2 separate regions of the Homo sapiens genome follow, and region 2 is linked to region 1. A link is a loop called in an ENCODE intact Hi-C map of the cell type or tissue named here. Cell type or tissue: HCT116. All regions are shown on one strand. Links, peaks and the distances in the headings refer to the core of each region. The heading gives the core; the rest is flanking DNA.

The links. A loop is a pair of places that touch in the nucleus more often than their neighbours do. Peaks named below come from ENCODE experiments on the same cell type or tissue, not always from the same donor. Only the 100,000 strongest peaks of a DNase experiment are listed, where the experiment ranks them.
Region 2: a loop joins it to region 1, with 14 times the contacts of the local background. A loop is called at or near these places in 18 of 110 quality-filtered maps.

The regions. Positions count from the first base shown.
Region 1 is chr12:130,910,790-130,922,313 of GRCh38, forward strand. No RefSeq gene overlaps it. Among named protein-coding and RNA genes, the nearest start is that of ADGRD1, 37 kb to the right of the region's middle. In HCT116, for the core only: a CTCF peak has its summit at 5,584; DNase peaks (open chromatin) are centred at 5,281 and 5,602; H3K27me3 peaks cover 799 bases.
Region 2 is chr12:131,449,959-131,461,482 of GRCh38, forward strand. It overlaps a transcript of LOC101929974 not described here. Among named protein-coding and RNA genes, the nearest start is that of LINC02370, 110 kb to the left of the region's middle. RefSeq lists an enhancer at 4,714-5,219 and a silencer at 4,796-4,845. In HCT116, for the core only: CTCF peaks have their summits at 2,829 and 4,940; DNase peaks (open chromatin) are centred at 2,813 and 4,903; H3K27me3 peaks cover 542 bases.

The DNA.
Region 1 (11,524 bases), core at 1,383-9,382:
ATAGCAATACAAAATATTCAAAATGAAATAAATAAAAAGGACAAAATAAAAATAATCATAGCATTGGTAATCTGTGGAATTACTGCAAGTGTCCAGATGCTTCTCAAATTACAATAGGGCCACGTCCTGATAAACCCATCATAAGTAAAAAATATTGTAAGTTGAAAATTCATTCAATATCACAATAAACCCATCTTAAAGTCAAAAAGTCATAAGTTGAACCACTGTTAAATCCAGATAACCTCAATATATGATGTGGTTATGTCCCAACAAGCCCATCATAAAGTTGAAAAATGTTAAGTCCACCATTGTAAGTCAGGGACCATCTGTAGATATAAAAGGAGCGGGGTAGACAGACAAAACATTTGAGAAGATAATTGCTGAAAAAGTTCTATATTTTATGAGAGCTATGAACTCACAGGTCCAAGAAGCTCAATAAACCCCAAACATAAAAGACCTGAATAAAACCACAGCAATGTGTATTATAATTAAAATGCTTAAAACTAGTAATCAAGAGAAAATCTGCAAAGCAGCCAAGGAATGGCAGGAAAGGGAGAAAGAAAGATACATTTTGTTGAGAGGAAAAAATATAAGGAAGACAGCAGATTTTGCATCAGAAACAATGTTAATGGAAAAGACAGTGGAGCAGCATCTTTAAGGCACTGATCATGAAATAAACCCCCCAAATGCCAATTTAGAATTCTACAGCCAGAAAAAATATCTTTCATAAACAAAGGCGAAAGAAGGTTTTAGACCAACACATGCTGAAAGAATTAATTGCCAGGAGACCTGTACTACAAGAAATGCAAAAGGATACAGATGGAAACCTGTATCTATACAAGGGAAAAAAAACTGGTTATGGTCACTCTGTGGGTATATAAACATTTTACCTACTTTTAAAATTTCTTCATATCATAATCGATTGTTTAAAGCAATGTCATATGAGGTTTATGACATATGTAGAGGTGAAATGTATAATGGTAATAGTACAAAGGCCAATAAGGGAGAAATGGAAGTGTATTTTTATAAGGCTTTTATACCATACATGAAGTGATGTAATGTTACCTCAAGGTGGAGTGCAGTAGGTGTAAGATGAATGTGGTACATTCTAATGCAGCTACTAAAATAATACAGTAAAGAATTATAGCCAATAAGCAAAGCATGGAAATACAATAGAATCATTTAAAACATTTAATCTAATAGAAGGCAGAAAAAGAAGAAGGAACAAAGAATAGATAGGATAAATAGAAAATAAATGGCAAGATAATAGATTTAGATCTAACCATACCAGTAATCACATTAAATGTAAATGGTATAAATACCTCAAATTGAAAGAAAGAGATGCCAAATTGGACAATCTAGTATGCTGCCTACAGGAAACTCACTTCAAATTTAAAGGCTCAAGTAAGTTAAAAGTAAAAGAATAGAAAAAGTTACAGTATGCTAATACTAATAGCAAGGAAGCTTATTGACTATATTAACATTAGAGATAGTAGACTTTGTAGCAGAAAAACCAGGAATTAAGAGGATCATTACAAAATTATAAAGGGGATAAATTCATCAAGAAATCTTAATTATCATAAACATTCATGCACCTAATAAAAGAGCATCAAAATATGCACAGCAAAAACTGATAGATGTGCAAGAAGTAGAAAAACTACAAATATTGTCAGAGATTTTAACACCCTCACTCAACAACTGATAGACCAAGTGGACAAATACTCAGTAAAGATGAACATCATCATGAACAACATGAACATCATCATCCAAGTTGACACTTTTAAAACGATCTACTCAACAATGGTAGAATACACGTTCTTTTCAAGTGCGCACAGAACGCTTACCAAGGAAAACCATATTCTGGCCATAAGAAAAGTCCCAGTAAATTTAAAAGACTTCAAGTCACACAAAATACATAAATACATACACATATATATATACATATATATATACACATATATATATACACATACATATACACATATATATACACATACATATACACATATATATACACATACATATATACATATATATATACACATACATATATACATATATATATACACATACATATATACATATATATATACATATACATATATACATATATATATACATATATATACATATATATATACATATATATATACATATATATATATATATATATATATATATATATTTTTTTTTTTTTGAGACAGAGTCTCTCTCCGTTGCCCAGGCTGGAGAGCAGTGGTGTGCTCTTGGCTCACTGCAACCCCCACCTCCTGGGTTCAAGCAATTTTGCCTCAGCATCCCAAGTAGCTGGGAGTACAGGCGCCCGCAACCACGCCCGGCTAATTTTTGTATTTTTAGTAGAGACAGGGTTTCACCATATCGGCCAGGCTGGGTCTCAAACTCCTGACCTTGTGATCCGCCCTCCTTGGCCTCCCAAAGTGCTGGGATTACAGTTGTGAGCCACCGCACCTGGCCCCTTTTTTTTTTTTTTTTTTTTTTTTTTTTTTTTTTTTTTACAAAATATATTTTTTGGTCATGTGGAATAAAAAGTTGGAAAAATTGGAAATCAATAAAAAAAACTCAGCAAAATCTCTAAGTATTTGGAAACTCAATAACACATGTCTACCCATAAGTCAAAAAAGGAACCAAAAGAAAAATTAGCATTTTGAAGTAAATGAGAATGAAAACACAGCATGTCAAAACTTATGAGATGAGTTAAAGTGGCTTTAGGGGGAAATTTATAGCATTACATTCTTAGAGGGAAAGTTATAGCACTGAACATCAATATTTGAGTAAAATTCTTAAAATATTAGCAAATCCAAATTAACATATATATAAAGGATAATACATCATGAGCAAGTAGGCATTACCCCAGAAATGTAAGATTAACTTGACATTTAAAAATTAATCAATATAATTAAACATATCAGGAGCTACATTACACGATCATCTCAATAGAAGCCTAGTGAGCATTTGACAGACTTCAACATCCATTTCTGATTAAAACTGTCTGCAAACTATAATTAGAAGGTAGCTTCCCCATCATAATGAAAGAAATCTATGGAAAATTTACAGTTAATATATATTTATACTTAAGCAGCTAAAAAGACTTTCTCCTATGATCAGGGCAAGGCACGGGTGAGTGCCTGTTCTCATTGTGTCTACTCGATGTTGTCTGGAGGTGCAGTGCAATGTGCAATTGCTCTTGCAATAAGGCAAGAAAAAGAAATAAAAGGGAACTGGATTGGGAAGGAAAGTGTAAAGGCATTATTTATTTGCAGATGGTATATTGTATATGTAGAAAATTCTATATGATCTACAAAAAAGCTGCTATAATTGAAAAGTGGGCCAGGCACGGTGGATCACACCTGTAATCCCAGCACTTTGGGAGGCCGAGGTGGGCAGATTGCCTGAGCTCAGGAGTTCAAGGCCAGCCTGGGTAACACAGTGAAACCCTATCTCTGCTAAAATACAAAAAAGTAGCTGGGTATGGTGGCATGCACCTGTAATCCTAGATACTGGGGAGGCTGAGGCAGGAGAATCATTGGAACCCAGGAGGCAGAAGTTGCAGTGAGCTGAGATCGCACCACTGCATTCCAGCCTGGGTGACAGAGCAAGACTCTGTCTCAAAAAAAAAAAAAAAAAAGGATATAAAATCTATATACAACATGTATTGAATTTCTGTAATCATAATGAACAAGCAGAAATTGAAATAGAAATATAACTTACAAAGGCATAAAAATGATGTAGACACAAAAGATGTAAAGGACACTGCACTACAACCCACTACTAAGAGAAAGAAGGTCTAAATGAATGGGCCATAGACTGTGCTCTTGGTCTGAAAGTTTCAGTATTATTATGATGTCAATTCTCCCCAAATTGATCTATCAATTCAATGCCATTCCAATAAAAATCTCAGCAGATTTTGAAGAAATTGACATGGCGATTATAAAATTTAAATGGTAGTACAAAGGACCTAGAAGAACCAAAACAACTTAGAAAAAGATCAGTACAGTTGGTAGACTTACATTACCCGACTTTAGAATTACTACAAAGTTATCATAATTAAGACAGTGTGGTATTGGCATAAAGACAGGCAAAAAGATCAATGGAACAGAGTAGAGAGTCCAGAAATGAACTCATAGGCATATGGTTAATTGATTTTTGGCAAAGCTGCAAAAGAAATTCAACGGAGAAAAGATAATCTTTCCAACAAATTATGCTGTAGAAATTGGACATCCATAGGCAGAAAAAGCAAGCCTCAATTAATATTTTGTATCATCTATAAAATTAACTCAAAAAAGGTAATAGAATTAGCTGTAACACCTAAAACTGCTAAAATTCAGGAAGACAACATAGGAGAAAATCTTTGTTATCTTGGGTGAGGTAAATAATTCCTAGATATGACACAAGTATGATCTATAAATAAAAAAAGATTATAAATTGTACTTTATCAAAATCAAGAATTTCTTCTCTTCAAATGATGCTAAGAGAATGAAAATGTATGTATATCCCAGAATGGGCAAAAATACTTGAAAGTCACATATCTGATACAGGACTTGTATCCAGAATATACCAGAACTCTTCAAACTCAAGAAGAAAAACATGCAACCACTTTTTTTTTTTTTTTTTTTTTTTTTTTTTTTTTGAGGCAGAGTCTCCCTCAGTGGCCCAGGCTGGAGTGCAGAGGCTCGATCTCGGCTCACTGCAAGCTCCGCCTCCTGGGTTCACGCCATTCTCCTGCCTCAGCCTCCCGAGTAGCTGGGATTACAGGCCGCCGCCACCGCGCCCAGCTACTTTTTTTGCATGTTTTTAGTAGAGACGGGGTTTCACCGTGTTAGCCAGGATGGTCACGATTTCCTCACCTCGTGATCCGCCCGCCTCGGCCTCCCAAAGTGCTGGGATTACAGGCGTGAGCCACCGCGCCCGGCCCATGCAACCACATTTTTAAAATGCATAATTTCCTTCTTTTTTAATTTTTGAAATGGGGTCTTGCTCTGTCACCCAGGCTGGAGTGCAGTGGTGTGATCATAGCTCACTACAGTCTCGACCTCCTGAGCTCAAACCATCCTCCTGCTTCAGCCTCCTGAGTAACCGGGACTACGGGCACGTGCCACCATGCTTGGTTAATTTTTATTTTTTAATTTTTTGTAGAGATGGGGTCTTACTATGTTGCCTAGGCTGGTTTCAAACTCCTGGTCTCAAGACGACCTTGGCCTCCCACGGCGCCGGGATTACAGGTGTGAGCCAACATGCCTTGCCCAAAATGCGTAATTGTCTTTTTATTTGTATTTGTTCATTCGATACATATTTATTGGTCACCTGTGCCAAACCCTTTCTAGACGCTCAGTGATTCTTGGTAAACCAAGCAAGAGGTCCCTGTCCTCTGGGACTTGTTTGTGGGGCACACAGATATTTGCTGTCCAGCTGAAATATGTGCTATGGGGTAGGGCGCCTGACTGTCTAATGCACCTCCGCATCCCCGGCACGCAGGACCCGGCCGGGCTGCCGCCTCTCAGAATCGCTGTGCAATTGGCGATTGCGACATTCATGGAATAAATTCCCCTTCGCGACACATGGGGACGCTCACGCTCCACGCTGTGGCCACACTCTTACGCGCCTTTGTTCAAATGGTCCGCGGTAATCACCCCTCCAGCTCACCTTCTCAAAAAGGGGACGTGGATGAGGCTCTCATGATTAATGATCGCAGTACGGATTTGTAACTTATTACGGAAGAAAAGCCACATCAAGCAGGTGTCGTTTGGAACAAGAGAGATTCGGCTGCCTAAGCAGTACCAAAGGACGGTGTCCTTTTCTGGGTCACATTTTAATTTTCTTTTCAGGTCTTGCAGAACAGCGATTAGTTCATTGCTAATGAAATCCTTAAGTGCTTCAGAGCATTACAACTTAGGGGAGGAAAGACTGGTGTGTCTTCTGAGACGCCCTGAGCAGCACAGACGACTAGAAATGCGTTTACGCTCGGCTGCTTGGGCTGATTGCCTTTGCAAAGAGGCACATGAAACCGCAGATATCTGCATGCACAGCCAGCAAAGGAATCGTAGAAATAACAACGTTATTGGGAAGTCATATTTTAAGCCGAGGCAGACGCTGTGCCACTGAATACCTAGGGTAGTTCAGATGCACCTAATATCCAGGTTTTTAGGGGAACTAATACGTGTGTGTGGAGCTGTGTCTTGAAATAATTCAATGTTCTAAGCCTCAGTGAAATCGTGTCTCTGGAAGGTCAATCATTGAAGGTATAACGTAAACACTCAAGAAAACAGGGAGACTTTGTGGCAGCTCTTAACGTCGTGACGCCAGCTGCAGTAGCTCTGTCAATTGTGGGGGCATCAGATAAATCAATTTAAGCTGGAAAAGTCCTTTGAGGTATCCAGGTGGTTCGTAAGGCCACATAAGTCTGTCAAATATCATCGCTTTAGAGATTTCTGAGATTTCAGAGGATATCAGGTCTTGATGCTTGGAAAGAGGCAATCGGCAAGATTTTAGCAAAGGGACTCTGAGACAAAAGCCACAGGTTTTTGTTCGTCCATGCATGCTTTCCTCAGTTTCACTGTGCAGCACCTCTCAAACTTTCATGAGAAATTTGGGGTGCCCTGGCACTCTGTGTTTTTCTAACCGGCTCCCGGCCGACACTGAGGCTAGTGGTTCTTGAACCACGCGTCGGTATTAGGGTGCTGTGCAGTACGTAGCTCGAGGAAGGCACTTCCACAGAAGGCAGTAGCCTACCTCCACCCTGTTTACCACCTGCAGGATTCATCTCATCTCTTCACTCAAGAAAATTGGGCAGCCCTGTGCGGGAGGCCTGACTTGCACTAGCGGCTGGAGACAAAGGGTGAGTCAGACTCAGCTTGGTACCTCTCCTGTTGAGGCTTATTATTTTAGTTTGGGAGACAAGCACAGAGACTGGTAATTCCTAACTTTTAAATGCTGTCAGCGAGGAAGCGCAGCGGGCAGCTGTGAACGTGTCTAACGGGGGCTGTGAGCTTCAGAAGTCGGGGAAGTGCTGAGGTTCAAGGAAGAACCGGGGTTCATTGGCCAAGAGAGCCACAGGTGGGGTGGGGTGGATCATATTCCAGGGAAAGGGGGCGTGTGTGCAAAGCCTCTGAGGCAGGAGGGATGCGGGCTTTTGGAGGACCCGGCTGGTCTGTGTGGTTGGAACATGGTGGGCACACGCTGGGTGAGCGTGGAGTATCTGGAGGTGAGGCTAGCGTTGGTGGGATCCTGGTAATCCCGCTAGGACACCGGGTCATCCTCCGTCATTAGATGATGGTAAAGATAGTGGATATCAGGGGAAAGTGGGGACTGACGGCTCCCCTTTTCACGATAAGGGTGGCGTGTTTCCATTTGACGAACGGACCCCCTTACTAAGTACCTGTTAGCGCAGGTGACACCCACCTGCTCCGCGAGCTCAGTAGACACCCATCTCCACGAGGGGGGCAGCAGAGCAGAACGCTGAGGCTCGGAGTCTGAACCTTGAGAAAGATTTCGTCGTGGAATTCTAGAATTGATAGTTCTGCATCTAGACATATTCTAGACATCTAGACATATTCTAGATGTCTCGATAGAAGCTGTGCGCTAACAGCGGCCCACACGCGCCTGCTCACTTCAGGGGTCCTGTTTCAGTTCCTTCAGGGTGGCTGGTGTCTAGGCGAGAACGGCATCTGGAGAGGGAAAGGTCACCCCTCCCTGACCCGCGTTGCACTCGTCAGGAACGTGGCACAACCTCCCAGTATTAATTCCCACCGCGCCCTGTGGCGGGGCCCTGGCAGACATGTAGATTTGCCAGACGGCCAACGTGATTGCATCCTTCATTAGCTATGAGGTGGTGCAGGAGGAGCCGTCGACTCCAGGGGTGGCAGGTGGTTTGGGGGCCAGGTGGCCAAGTTTATGGAGTGCCTATGGTTTCACCCCACCTTGCAGGCATCGGGCTGGCGGCCCTCGCCTCTGTGAGCCTCACAGGCTTTCTGCACTCAGAGAAGGGAGCTGGTGGCAAACAGGCCTTGAAGAAGGGGAGAAAGTAGCTGTCAGGTGCGGCTACTCAATGCTGCCATCAGCTTAGAATTGTAAAGGGAACTGTTTGAACCAGGGCACGAGAAGAGTGGTTTTCTTTTATTTTCTTTTGTTTGTTTTGGTTGAGGCTAAGATTTCCCCATGACCTCAGAGCATCGAGGGCCAGCCCATTTCCAAAGGGTCTGCCGGTCTAACGTCTCTGTTGCTCATACTTAGCACCTAAAACTCATGTTCCTCCATGTCAAAATCATATTTCTCTATTTGAAATCATATTCCCTCATGTTGAAATCATATTCCCCCATGTTGAAATCATATTCCCCCATGTTTAAATCATATTTCCCCATGTTTAAATATTTCCTCATGTTGAAGTTATATTTCTCCATGTTGAAATCATATTCCCTCATGTTGAAATCTACTTCCCCATGTTGAAATCATATTTCCCCATATTTAAATCATATTCCCTTATGCTGAAATCATATTCCATGATGAAATCATACTTCCCCATGTTTAAATCATATTTCCTCACGTTGAAATCACATTCCCTCATGTTGAAATCATATTTCCCTATGTTTAAATCATATTTCTCCATGTTGAAATCATATTTCCCCATGTTGAAATCATATTCCCCCAGGTTGAAGTCATATTTCCCCATGTTTAAATCATATTCCCTCATGTTGAAATCATATTTCCCCATGTTTAAATCATATTCCCTCATGCTGAAATCATATTCCATGATGAAATCATACTTCCCCATGTTTAAATCATATTTCCTCACATTGAAATCACATTCCCTCATGTTGAAATCATATTTCCCTATGTTTAAATCATATTTCCCCATGTTGAAATCATATTTCCCCATGTTGAAATCATATTTCCCCATGTTGAAATCATATTCCCCCATGTTGAAGTCATATTTCCCTATGTTGAAATCATATTCCTCCATGTTGAAGTCATATTTCTCCATGTTGAAATCATATTCCCCCATGTTGAAGTCATATTTCTCCATGTTGGAATCATATTCTCCCATGTTGAAATTGGAGCAGTTAATTGGGGTCACACTTTTATCATCTTGTCCTGGACTTTAGTTCCCAGGGGCAGACCAGGCAGTCATCAGAAACACAAACCTATTTAGAGAACTGCCTTCTTTCAATACACACCTGCCCTGATCATTTGGGTTGGAATATGGCTGCTTGTGGTGTTTTCTGCACTTTCAGCCTCCAAGTTGAGTCTTTGCGTGGCCGAGTGTCAGCACTTGCCACACATTTCCTCTTCCTGGGCAAACGACCTCACTCTCTGGGCATGTGGTTGAATGTCCTGGCCTCACCTCACAGTTAGATGTGGCCGATGGGATGTGAATAGAAGCCGTACGTGACACTTGCAGTCGTGACCCGCAAATATTTCCGCCACACGGCCAGCCATTCCCTTTCTCTGCTACTGGCTTGAGGTGACTAACAAGGCAGCTTCAATGGCCACACATTACAAACAGAGCCACGGATGGAAGGGACCATGGTCCCTGAGTCACCACGTGAAGGACACAGTTGCTGGCTACATGGAAGCACCCTTTGGACTTGTGAGAATGAGACAGAAACATCCATCACGTGTGAGCCATTCGGTGTTTGGGTTTGTTTGCTGCAGCAGCGGCCACAGCATTAGATTTTCATTCCGATCTAGGGACGCCACCGTAGGAGGAAAGTTAACAGATCCAGAAGTTGTGTGAACTGCCTGGTGAGCCCAGGCATTGGTGAGACCACAGCAGGGCTGAATGGAGGGAACAAAACTCTGTCCCCTGAGCATTCACTCTGGCCATCTCTCCTGTTCTTCTCTCTTCAGAGTGGAGGTCCATGTGCTCAGACAGAGGAGGCATTATCCTGACCTTTCTCCTCCCAGAATCAAGTTTTATCACTTACGCTCAGAAATCTGAGCTTGCTCTTGGAATTCAGCACTGGCTTCATGGATCCTTCTCTGCCAATGTGCATTTTATGGCCAACGAATGACCAGGACTGGTTGGTTGGATTGTCGTAAATTCACAAGACATGTTCATGGAGATCTTGCCAAGGGTGTGGCCACTTCAGCCATTGCATCAGAGCTAGTGGAGGGGAGATCGGGGTGGCCAGCTTGGCCGAGGATGTACGAAGTATGTGTAAACATTCTTTCTCCACTGATATCAAGTGTATTAGTCAGGGCTCTCGATTGCAAGCACTCTGACTTTCTTAGGCAAAAAGGGAATTTTTGAAAGGACGTCAGGGGTTCACAGCATCATTGTGGAGCTAGAGGGTCTATCTTGGAAAATGGAACCAACCAAGGGCACTTCAGAAGGCTGGACAGCAGGAATCACAGCTGAGGCCAGGATGCAGGTACAGACTGTTCATTGCTGCTGGAGATTCAAAGTGCCAGGGGAGAGGGCCATCTGCATAGAGCCTGAGTCACAGGCTTGCTCCCAGCTGTGCCAAGGCTGGTGTATTGGTCTGTTCTCACACTGCTGTAAAGAAATACCTGAGACAGGGTAATTTACAAAGAAGAGAGGTTTAATTGGCTCACAGCTCTGCAGGCTCTACAGGGAGCCTGGCAGCACCTGCTTCTGGGAAGGCCTCAGGGAGCTTTTACTCATGGAGGACGGCAAAGTGGGAGCAGAAGGAAGGGGGTCCATGCCACATACTTTTAAACAACCAGATCTCATGAGAACTCTATCATGAAAACTGCTCGGAGGAGATGGTGCTAAACTATTCAAGATAAGCCACCCCCACGATCCAATCACCTCCCACCAGGCCCCACCTCCAACACTGGGGATTACAATTCAACGTGAGATTTGGGCAGGGACACAGATCCAAACCGTATCAGTGTGAGATTTGGGCAGGGACACAGATCCAAACCATATCAGTCAGGAAAGGAAGGATTTTACCCACTTCAGCTTTCACAGTAGGTGTAAATGTTCCCTCCTACTCCATCCACATGCAAATTCCTCCAAACATTTCAGGGGCTTCAGCTGATACAAGTTCATTTTCTGTGTCAGAGTCTAATGCAGGTGTTCCTAGTGAGTGTACTCCCTTCCATGCAGTGACTCAGGGATCCAGGCTCTTCCAACCTGGGGCTCCATTTCAGAGTCCTCTGCCTTCAAGCAGAAAAGAAGGAGGGGAGTTACCTCCAGTGCATCTTAAATGCCCTGGCTTGGATAGAGCAGGGGAGGGGATGAATGATATGCTTTACTTTTGCTCATATTCCCATAACTCATTACAAGGCTAACATAATTATAAGGGATGATGGGAGAGACATAGAAGCAGAAGGACATTGGGTGGTGCCAACCACTTCTGCTATAAGCCTTTACAGGAAGAGAGGATGTTTGGTTTCTGGACAGATAAAAAAAGTAATTGATATCTGCTCCTAGGGCTAAATATATGTGGGGATGGGGAACCTGAGAATATGGTCCTTTCTTGAGCTTTGAGGAGAGAGGGATGGGTGCTAATATTTGTTGAATGGCTACTACGCATAGGAACTT
Region 2 (11,524 bases), core at 1,887-9,886, 540 kb after region 1:
GAACTTGAGAGTGTGAGTCCTCCAGTTTTGTTCTTTTTTCAAAGTTGTTTTGGCTATTCTAGGTCCCTTGCATGTCCACATGAATTTTATTTTTTTACTTGTATAAATTTATGCAGTTTATAAATTTATGGGGTAAGCGATAAATTGGGGTACAAGTGCAATTTTGTTGCATGCATAGATTGCATAATGGTCAAGTCAGGGCTTTTATGGAATTAGAATCAGCTTATTCATTTTTACAAAAGAGACAGTTGGAGTTTTCTAGTGATTGCATTAAATCTGTATCAATTTGGCGCACACTGCCACCCTAACAGTATTCAGTCTCCCAATACATGAGCATGGGATGTCTTTCCATTTATTAGTTCTTTAATTTTTCAACAATGTTTCATAGTTTTCAGTAAGCAAATATTGCATGTCTTTAGTTGAATTTATTCCTGTTTTATTCCTTTTGATGCTTTTATAGATGGCACTTATTTCTTAATTTCCATTGTAGTTTTTTCATTGATAGTGTTTAGCAGTGCAGCTGAGATTGTGTATTGATCTTGTATTCTGCATCCTTGCTGAACTCATTTATTAGCTCTAACCGATTTTGTGTGTGGGTGTGTGTAGGTTGTTTAGCGTTTTCTATAGATAAGATCATATCCTCAGCAAATGGAGATAATTTTACTTCTTCCTTTCCAATCCAGATGCCTTTTATCTCATGTCCTTACCTAAGTGCCATAGCTGGAACTTCCAGTACAATATTGAATGGAAATGGTGAGCACAGACATCCTTATCTTATTCTTCATCTTATGGGAAAATAGTTCCATCTTCCACTCTGAAGCATGATGTTAGCTATAGGCTTTTCATAGATGCCCTTCAGCTGGTTGAGGAAGTTCCCTTCATTCCTAATTTGTTGAATACTTTTTTTATGAAAAAGTGTTGGATTTGTCAAATGCAACTATTTTTTTCCACATCTATTGAGATATCACATAGTTTTAGCTCTTTGCTCTATTAATATACTGTTATATTGATAGATTTTCTTATGTTGAATCAACATGGCATTCCAGGGGAAAAAATCTTATTTGGTAATAATTTTTAATTATAATTTTATATGCTCCTCAGTTTAGATTAATAGTACCTTGTTGAGGAGTTTTGTGTCTGTATTCTTAAGGCCATTGATCTATGGTTTCCTTTTTTGTAATACTTTTGTCTGGTTTTAGTGTCAGGGTACTAACTGGCCTCAGAGAATGAGTTAGGAAGTATTCCATACTCACATATTTTAGGAGAGTTTTTGAAGGATTGGTGTTTCTTCTTTGAACATTTGGAGAATTTCTCAATGAAACCATCTAGTCCTGTAATTTACTTTGTAGAAACTGTTATTATTTATGAACTCAATGTCTTTACTTATTATAGGTCTAGTCAAGCTTTCTCTTTCTTCTTGGGTCAGTTTTGGAAATTTGCAACTTTCTAGGGATTGTTCCTTTCATTTAGGTTTTCTAATTTGTTGGTGTACATGGTACATTGTATTTACTTATAATCCTTTTTTTTTTTTTTTTTTTTTTTTGAGATGGAGTCTTTCTCTGTCCACCCAGGCTGGAGTGCAATGGCACAATCTTGGCTCACTGTAACCTCTGCCTCCCGGGTTCAAGTGATTCTTCTGCCTCAGCCTCCTAAGTAGCTGGGATTACAGGCACCCACCATCATGCCTGGATAGTTTTTGTATTTTTGCAGAGATGGGTTTTCACCATGTTGGCCAGGCTGGTCTTGAACTCCTGACCTCAGATATCTGCCCACCTTGGCCTCCCAAAGTGCTGGGATTATGGGGGTGGGCCACTGCACCTAGCCGTATTTCCTTACAATCTTTCATTCTTCATAAGCTTGGTAGTAATGCTCTTCTTTCATTTCTAATTTTAATCATTTGAATCGTCCCTCTTTTTTCGTGGGTCAACATAGCTAAAGTTTTGTCGATTTTCTTGATTCTTCAAAATGAGTAGAATTCCATTTATTTCTGCTCTAATCTGTATTCACTTTTTTCTTCTTCCTTTGGACTTAGTGTGCTCTTCTTTTCCCAGCTTCCTAAGGTGGAAAGTTAGGTTAATGACTTGAGATATTTCTTCTTGTCTAATCTAGATGTATGTGGCTATAATAAATTTCCCTGTGACACAGCATCCCATAAATTCTGGTATATTGTGCTTTTGTTTTTATCCATCTCAAAGTATTTTCTAATATCCCTTATGATTTCTTCTTGACCCATTTTATTGTTCAGAAATATGTTGTCTAATTTTCACATATAGACCAATTTACCAAGTTTTCTTCTATTACAGATTTCTAATTTCACTCCAGTGTTGTTGGAGAACTTACTTGGTATAATGTCATTCTTTAAAATTTCCTGAGACTTATTTTATCACCTGGAATAGGATGTATTCTTCGTATCATGTGAACGTGGAGAGAATGTGTTTCCTGCTGTTGTTGGGTGAAATGTTCTGCACATGGCCTGCCCCAGATGAGAGCCAGTGGGTCATGAGGAACAAGGGGCTCATCAGTAATTAGTCAGTTTGCTGGCTGCTGCAGATACTGGTTCAGTGATGGTGCCACAGACACTGGGGGAGGAGCAGGCTTCCTGCTGAGAGCTGTGCTGGAGCTGCCCCGTGTCAACAGTTAGAATAACAACAGCTTTCAGCATGCAAACGCTGCAGCTGTGGGTCCAAGCAATGGCAGGCAAGTCCCTCCTGCAATGTGCCATTCTGATATAACCACCTTCCAACCCTCCCGTGAAGCACCCTGCACATGAATCAGGAGCTGGGCGTTCACACCGGCCACGGGGCGTCCTCTGCACCGCTGTGCCTCTCAGCGCCACTGCCCCCTTCCTGCTTTGGACGGAATTGCATTTTAAAAATAAAACAGGCCAGTCTTTTGTAGATACCTGAGGACTTTTACCTTTTCATGGGGATCTGGCTATTCACGATGCTAGTAACAGCTATTCATTTGGAAGGGGTGTTGCACGACTCAGTCTCCAGGCATAAGGAGAATGGGGTCCTGAGATTTTTTTTTGTTTTTTTTTTTTTTTGAGATAGCATCTCCTTCTGTCGCCTAGCCTGTAGTGCAGTGGTGCGATCTCGGCTCACTGCAACCTCTGCCTCCCGGGTTCAAGTGATTCTCCTGTCTCAGCCTTCAGAGTAGCTGGGATTATAGGTGTATGCCACCATGTCTGGCTAATTTTTTGAATTTTTAGTAGAGACGGGGTTTCACCATGTTGCCCAGACTGGTCTCGAACTCCTGACCTCAGGTGATCCGCCCACCTTGGCCTCCCAAAGTGCTGGGATTACAGGCTTCAGCCACCGCTCCTGGCTGAGATTTTTTTATTTTCCTTTACATAGATTACAACAATGTGTGGAGAAGGCTTGAAGACTATTTGAAGATTGTTGCAATAATTTTTGTGTTTTATAAAGACGTGAATTCAAGTACATCTCTGTTCAGGCTCTTTATATACCTAAAGTCTTATGCCTAATTTCAAAGGAGTTTACACTCTATGAGAGTATTATTGAACACTTAATAAGAGTCAGGCAAATGCTTTACATGATTTATCTCGTTTAATCCTCACAACCATCCATTGTCACTAGGTAGGCCATACTGTCTTCCCTATACTATAAGTGAAGAAATTGAGGCCTTGGCAAGATTATGCACACTGGGCAATATCTCACAGCCAGTATATGTGGAGTCTAAATTTGAATCCAGGTGGTCTGAATCTAGAAGCTATATTCATGAACAATTTAACCTTTTATAATATAAATGTAAATGGACTTGCTTGAAGACAGAAAGTATTAACAGGAGTATATGATGCCTAGAGTCTAGGAATAGAACCAGAAACTCATGGTGAAGGGGTTAAGAGCATGAGCTTTGGGGACAGGAGGTAGCCCTTGGTTTCATTTCCAACCAATCCTTATTACCTCTGTAATTATATACAAGTTCCTGAAGACCTCTCAGAACTTTTGTTTCTTCATCTGCAAAAGAAGGTCATTGTGATGATGTATTTTATGTAAAACACATAGCACAGAATATAACACATAGTAAGTCCTTAATAAATATTAAGCAAAAGAGGGAAAGATATTCTAACTTTATCCATAACTATCTCTGAATGTTTATAAACAGAGTCCCTAGGGAAATACAAGTGCTGCCTGAATATCTGTGTTTAAGTGTAAACCCATCTAAATAAAATCAATTAAACTGGAAGCAATATTTCATAAGGAAAAGACTAGAGGTTACAGCTCTTAGCCTGCCTGCTATTAACCATCTTTGGGATCTTACTTAATATAGGACTTCATCATCACGATGCAGTTTAAGAGACTGCTTCCTGAACTGTCTATTCCAGACTTATGCTGTGTCCTGGGGAGGTAAGAGGGCTTATACATTGCCCCTGCCCCAACTTCACTAGATCAAGATTTTTCTCACTGATGAAATGCATAGGTGGAAGGTGAGAAAGGTTTTACTAAGCTGATTTAAATTATTTTGATTTTAAAATTAAAATTATTGTGATTTTTATCATTTAATTATTTTGCCAGATGCATCTATTGGGTATTAATGTAATGAATCACAGTTAAAAGTTTTCCCAATTATCAAAAATAAATAAATAAATAAATAAATAAATAAATAAATAAATAAATAAAACAAAGAGCATTTGCAGTGAGAATGGGCTGCAGTAGGGTGAGCACTGATGGGAATTGAAGTCCACAAGCTGGCAGGTGGGGCCCTCGTCCCCGGGGCACATGGCATAGGGAAGCAGGAGAGGCGCCCAGGCCTTGTGGGCCTGAGGTTTATGTGACTGGGAGGGTGTTCCTGGGGAAGACACTACAAAATCACACAGAGTTGCAAGGGACCCTCTCACACTCTGCAGAGGCCCATGTGACACGGCAGGGACAGGAACTGCAAGCAGCTCCACTGCAGGAGCACCTGCCCCCCTTGTGGCCATGCAGGGCATACACAGCCCGGCCATGCAGCAGCTCCCAGCCACTCCTCACATGCCCACAGCAACTATCGCCTAAGGAAGAGACGTCTCCCGACCACAGTCACCAGGCCACACGCTCCCTCCAATGGCTCCCTTCCTTTCTGGGTCAAAGCCTGACACTCCCTGGCTCCTGCCCCCACCCCTGCCTCAACATCTGTGCCCAGCCCCACAGCTCCATCTGCTCCTTAAACCCCCGAGCTCCTTACCTGGACATCAATGTGGTGGGGAAGGCCAGCGAGGAGCCTTAGAGGACGTGACTTTTAAGCAGAATCCTTAAGAAAGAGTGGAACGTGGCCAGGTAGAAATCTGACGGAAGTGTCCAGCAAAGGCAGGCCCGAGTCCCAGGATCCCCGACGGTTAGGAGCTTGGTTGGCTGAGGACAGGTGTGGGCAGCTCCTGCTGAGGCAGGAGAGGTAGGCAGCGCCAGGCAGTCAGGGCCTATTAGGACGAGGACTCACCCAGCCTGAGGAGACTCTGAGGAAACGCGTGATGCAGACAGACTTAAAACTGTAAGAGGCCCCATGGCTGCTCTGGACAGGGAGGGTTGGCGGGACAAAGGCAGGTGGAGGCGCCACGGAGTCTGTTCATGGGGGTTCAGGAGAGAGTGATGAGGGTGGGCTGGCACCGAGGGGGCTCCTCCAAGGGAGGGTTATGAGAAATTCCCTTGGGGCCAAAGGGGATTGACATGTGGTCATGGGAAGGGCAGCCCGGAGACTCCCTCCTGAATAGTCACCAAGGTCCAGTTCCCTTGTGCATGGCGGAACCCAGGCCTGTGGGCGGCTCTTCCACCCCATGGGGTGGGGGCACAGGACAGGGAGGAAGCACTTTGGGGACCCCTCAGAGCCCCGGTTCAGCGAACCTCAGGAGCCCGCGCAACCCACAGCCCATTCTGGAAATGGTGGTATCCCACCCAGGGGCCCAGTGGGGAGGGGAGGTGGGCCAGGCTTTCCACTGTGCTCTCCTTGTCATCTGCAGCTGAGACTCCAGCCCAGCTCACTCCTGTGTCTTCTCGTCCTAATCTCTGACATGAGTACAGTAGGACTCACCCGACAGCAGGTGCTCTCAGATCCCTGCCCATTTCTGGCCAAAAGAGCCTTCAGGACAGCCCGGCAGTGCCAGGAATCGGGAAGCTCATGGGGACCGCAAGGTCTGGAGATGGGAGGGCAGGGGAATGTGTGTGTGTATGTGTGTCTGTGTGTCTGTGTACGTGTGTGTGTGTGTCTGTGTATGTATGTGTGTGCATATGTATGTGTATGTGTGTGTATATGTGTGTGTGTGTGTCCTTCCTGGAGCTTCTTAGTGTACCTGCAAATGCCTCCAAGAGCAACCCACGTGCCTGTCCTGGGCCTGTGGCCCTGATGCCCTTTCATCCATGCCCCGCCCTTCCTGATCTGCTGGGAATTTGTGGGGGTTGGGGGCTGATCTGCTGCGAATTTGTAGAGTTGGGCTTCCCACACCCCTGGTCAGCTAGCCTCAGGCTGAGCTCAGACAGTGAGAGGCCCTGGTGGGTGATGGGGGGCGGGGAGGAGCCAGGCTATTCCCCATCCTTCTCTGCCTCAAGCGCCTCGGGCAGCTGCCTGTCTTCCCTGCCAGCTCCACGTCTCAGGGGTCCTGGGGCCACCACACACTGCGTGATTAGAGAGTGGACTCCATGGCTTATTACAGAGAAAGGCCACGTAGCAAGATCAGCAGGGGAGAAAGACCCAGGGGAGTCCACCAAACACGCGTCTTGCTCCAGCAACCAAGTCAGCAACACATCCAGAGTGTCGCTTCCCAGGGAGGCCGTGTAGGTCTCCGAGTGCGGGGCTTCTACAGGGGGCTGGTCACATAGGCACCCTCTGCCTGTGCAGCCACTGTGGTGACAGAAGTCAGGCGTGCGCTGATCACACTGCAGAGTCCAGGCAGCTGGTAGGGAACGGCTTAGTTCCCTGAGTGCACAAACGACCTGGTCAACCAGTCACTCAGGAAACGTTCCAAAAGCCAAGTTCCCGGATGCTGGCTGGGGATCACCCGGATGCTGGCTGGGGATTACCCGGATGCTGGCTGGGGATCACCCGGATGCTGGCTGGGGATCACCCGGATGCTGGCTGGGGCTCATCGCTGCACACGGGCCTCCATGAACACGCGTCAGAATCAGGCAGCCTCCGGCCTGCTGCGCACGTCGTTCCTGCACACCGAGGCTGCTGTGGGTCCAGCTTCCCCAGAGACCCCAGCCCTGGGCTCCGCCAGCACCACCCACCCCGCTCCAGCCCAGGGATGGAGCCGCCGCCTTCTCTCCTGGCCTCTGAGTTGCCTCCCAGCCCCCATCTGACTTCTCAGCTCTCCCGTCCCCTCCGTAACCCACTCCCTGCCTCAGTCTCCTGTGTGGTAAATACACGAGTTCTCCAGTGAGGCCCCAACTGCTGCATCCTTGGATTAATTTAAGGATCCAAGGACAGAGGCCAGAGAAGCCTGCATGGACCTGGGTATCAGACGCAGAAGTAATGGAGCATTAGTCACCTTAGTCACCACGTTCTCAGTCAGCGAGGTCAGGTGCACGTCCAGACCTGATGGACGCTCCTTCACAGGGACCTCCGGTGCGCAAACAGGACTCCATGGAGAGCAGCTCGGGGGCAAGGACAGGCTTCTCTAAAGCATGGTGAGGCACCACTGTCACTGAGGATGCACGGTCCTCTCCTTGCCCTGGAAGCAGAGAACGGGAATGTGCAGCCACAGTGAGTGTGCGACCAACCCCAGGCCAGCTCAGTCCCCTTACTTAAGTCCCTGAACAGCGGAGCCCTGACTGCCTCCAGCCAGGTTCTCCATCCACAGCCCCAGTATTTGGGTCTTGGAGCAGTGCTGACAGCCAAGATGGTGAGGGGGTAGCAGGAAGCTAGATGCGGAGCAGGCATTTCCCAGCCTGGCAGAACCATGGAGAGACCCCCCCCCGGCCCCCACCGCCGCCACCAAGGGCAAAGTCAGAGCAGGACACAGTGGGTCGGGGTGGGGTTCCCAGGGTCCTGACCCTGAGGCAGCAGGACCCCAGGCACAGGCAGGACCCCACCTCCCCCCCTCCACCTGTAGGCTCCTCCTTTCTCCAGACGCCCCTCAGCAAGGAAGAGCGGACCCAGACCGGTGGGTGCTATTTGCTCCAGACTCCCCAGCGCCTATGCGGCTGAACCCTAAGGATTCCCACGCGGCTCCAGAGGGACGTTTCCAAACACACGCCCAAGTCCTCCAGAAGGTGACTTGAAGATAAAAGTCCTAAATGAATGCAGAGCAGTTTCAACACATGAGTTCACATACATGCTCCCAACTGTTTCTAAATGTTAGGGGAAATCCCAACCTTTGTCTTTGAAAAACACCAGAGTGTCTTGTTTGTGATTTTAAAACACTCAAAGACAAATTGCCAGTTTGCCGTGTGTATTTCAAATCTACTTTCCGTTTATTTAATTTCTTGGCTTCTTTAACTTGAAGCTTCCCACCAGGGCTCCAAACCTCTTTCTTACTATCGAACAGTGTGACTACCCAGGCTGCTGAAGGCACCGCTTGTCATCTATCTAGAAATTACCTTCTCTGCATGTTGCCTGGAACTGTGGAGGGTTCACCATTATAAATTATAGTTCAAATTACAAAACAGGGCCCCTATTGATGATTTCAGGTTCTAAGTGTGTAATTATGGTGCTTTTGCTAATGACATAATGAAGAGAGGTGATTATGTCATTAAAATGTGATGTTTTTTATATCCCGAAGAAGCTGCCTATGTGTCGTAATGAACGTCCTGGGTATGGGGTCAGAGTGGGCTCTCCCTCGAGGACCCTGAGGCCGTCCTACAGGGAAGAGTGGGGTTTTGTCCAGTGAAGTATTTGCTAGTCACAGGCTGCGCTGCTTAGTCCTGAGAACGAGACACTTTCAGAGTTAATGCCACAAATATTGTTCTTCGGCTCAGTAATGTTAGGACGAAACAAACCCTTGTTATTCTAATTGTTTGAATTATCCAGTTGAGATCCTGGGCAGTCTTGTCCTGTTTAATGACTGACAATTAGGCTTCAATGGCGTTCACGTTGACGGGTGCTGGATCGCCCGGCTTGGGGCGTCTCACGTGGCTTCAGCCCTGCCCTCCCTGCGGATCTGGCTCTGGTACCCACCGCGCTGAAGGAGGGAGCGTGGGAACACGTGAGCCTCTCTGCACAGGGAGGTCCCAGGACTGACACCGACACGGAATCTCCTCACCTTCCACGGGTCCCTCGGGTCCCCAAATCCAAACTCACGCCGGGAAGTACCTCAACGCACTTCCGCCCTGGCCCAGGCTGGACAAAGCCCAGGTGCTGCTGAGCTGGAAACTCGCTCTTCAATGAGGTTCATCTTTTTCCGCGCCAATGACATCTTTATGGGGGAGGCATTCAGTTATGCGCCCGAGGCTCAGCACCTCATGTGCAGTTGTGGGTCTGAGTCCTGGATAGAAGCTGGTGGAGGGTCTGGGGGTTTTGTTCACCCCACACTGAAGGGCCCCGAGCACCTTCTCACCCACCCACCCACGGGGGTGTCATGAGTCCAGCCACAGGCCTGCCTGTGACTCCCAACAGTTTCAGAAGGAAATGAAATTTCAGGAGATTCAAGCAGTGATGGTGGGTGTATTCCACATTTCCTCCTTTTTTAACACAATGAAAATGTAATTATCCTCCCTTACAAGAACTCCCAGCCACTTGAAGGACTGTCAGCCCAGCTGCGCTGTGACGGTCACATATTCTTGTTTGCCTGTGCCTTTTCACTGTTTTCACAGAAGGAAGCCGAGTTTGAGCTAGTTCCATTTCACCATCAAAGGCAGGGCATGAGGAGCGATGGGGAGAGAAACGTGGATGCGAAGAGGCGCCTGCCGCCTGTGTTCTCACAAAGCCACAGAGCATGGACCTGCTCCCCCTACCCCCCAGCGCTACCCTGGCCTGGGTAGGTGACCGCAGTCTGGAGGAGGGGATGGGGACAAGGGAAAGCGGGGCGGGGATCTGACCCAGGAGCAGCAAAGAGCAGGTCCTGACAATTCCCTGATTAACCGGCGTGCAGCTAGACAGGGCAGGTCTCCATGGAGAAATACACGTGGCTTATTTAATTAATCCTGAAAAGTAAGTTCCCCTGGCCTTGCCCCAAATCGGAGTCCCCCTTTTAACGATGAGAATAGATCATTGAATCAGATTTCATGAAGTCTGCTCAGATTTTTCTTATTGAATTCCATGAAGGTGTTACTTTCAGGACTCTGCCCCGGCGCCCATGGTTCAGGGACATCCTACATGCACTGGTTCCTGCTGCGGCACAGAAGGGCCCAGGGATGCCGTCTATGGGATTTCTGCTCCGAGACAGGCTGCCCCATCCACCTGTGCCCTCCGTGTGCCCCCACCCACCCCTGCTCCTCCCCGCCCTCTCCATTAATCAGCGTGAACTGAGGACTCCACTCTTAATATTTAGCCAAATCAGGCATTTAAAAATGTCATTCTCCTGGGAGGAGATCATTATTAAAAAGGGAATTAATTTATTCTCAAGCCAAATATAAATCCTCCGTCATCCATGGACTGCTCTTAGATTACTCATCTCCTGGTATCTTTTCCACCAGGACGAGTGAATGAGCGAACCTAAGTGTGGGTGCACAGAGTGTCACCATATTCTGGAACTCAAGTTGTGTTTGGGTCTGTTTTTCTCTGCTTTTCTGATTGACTTTTCCTTGCTCTCGGCTGTGCCAGGCAGAGCTAATGTCCATGCATTTCACAAACACGGGAAAATTCAGAAGCTGTTCTTGCTAGGAGATGTGCCCGGAGAGGAAGATGCCAGCCAGGAAACAAAGCCAAGTGTTAAAGCCTCCTATTTGTCTAACTGCATAAGTAATGCACATTCATTACTCATAAAGGCAGGAAGGGGAGGGGGTCAGGAAATAATGACAGGCAAAGAAAATAAACCCTATAAATTTGTATTATCAGGGACAAATCACTGTGAACAATTAGGATTGAATTGAATTTTTACCATCTTTTACAGTCTCACTTCTAAAAAGGCACACATAGAATGTAATAGGCGTAACCTTGTTTATACCTAGATGGGACCACTTTATAAACAATATTTTGTCATCTACCAATTTCACTAGATTGCAGACACCATTGCTTCTAATTAACGCAGATCTGTGAGACCCGCTGATTTCTGCAGAGCACTCGTCTGCCTCCATCCTAAAGTTGAGACAGTTCCCTGTGTTCAGTTCTTAGGTTTTCCCAGTGTTTTTGCTATCTTGCACTGGGATGTAAGCAGTGTCCCTGGATGGCTCATGAACCCTCAGCACAGTCCCTGGCAGTGGAGTGGGCACTGTGCCTGATGACACTATGACCATCCTCCCCAGGTGGCCCCTGTTTCCATCACAGGGCTGAGAGGGGCTCTGGAAAGTTCCCTGGACCCCCTTCTCTGCCCACGAGCTTCTCTGCCACATCTGGTTAGATCTAAGAGGGAAATGGGACAGGAGCCCTAGAGGGGCTTTCAGGCTGCAGGACAAGGCCCTGTTGTCCCAAATGTCCACCCCTGGCAACTGTCAGC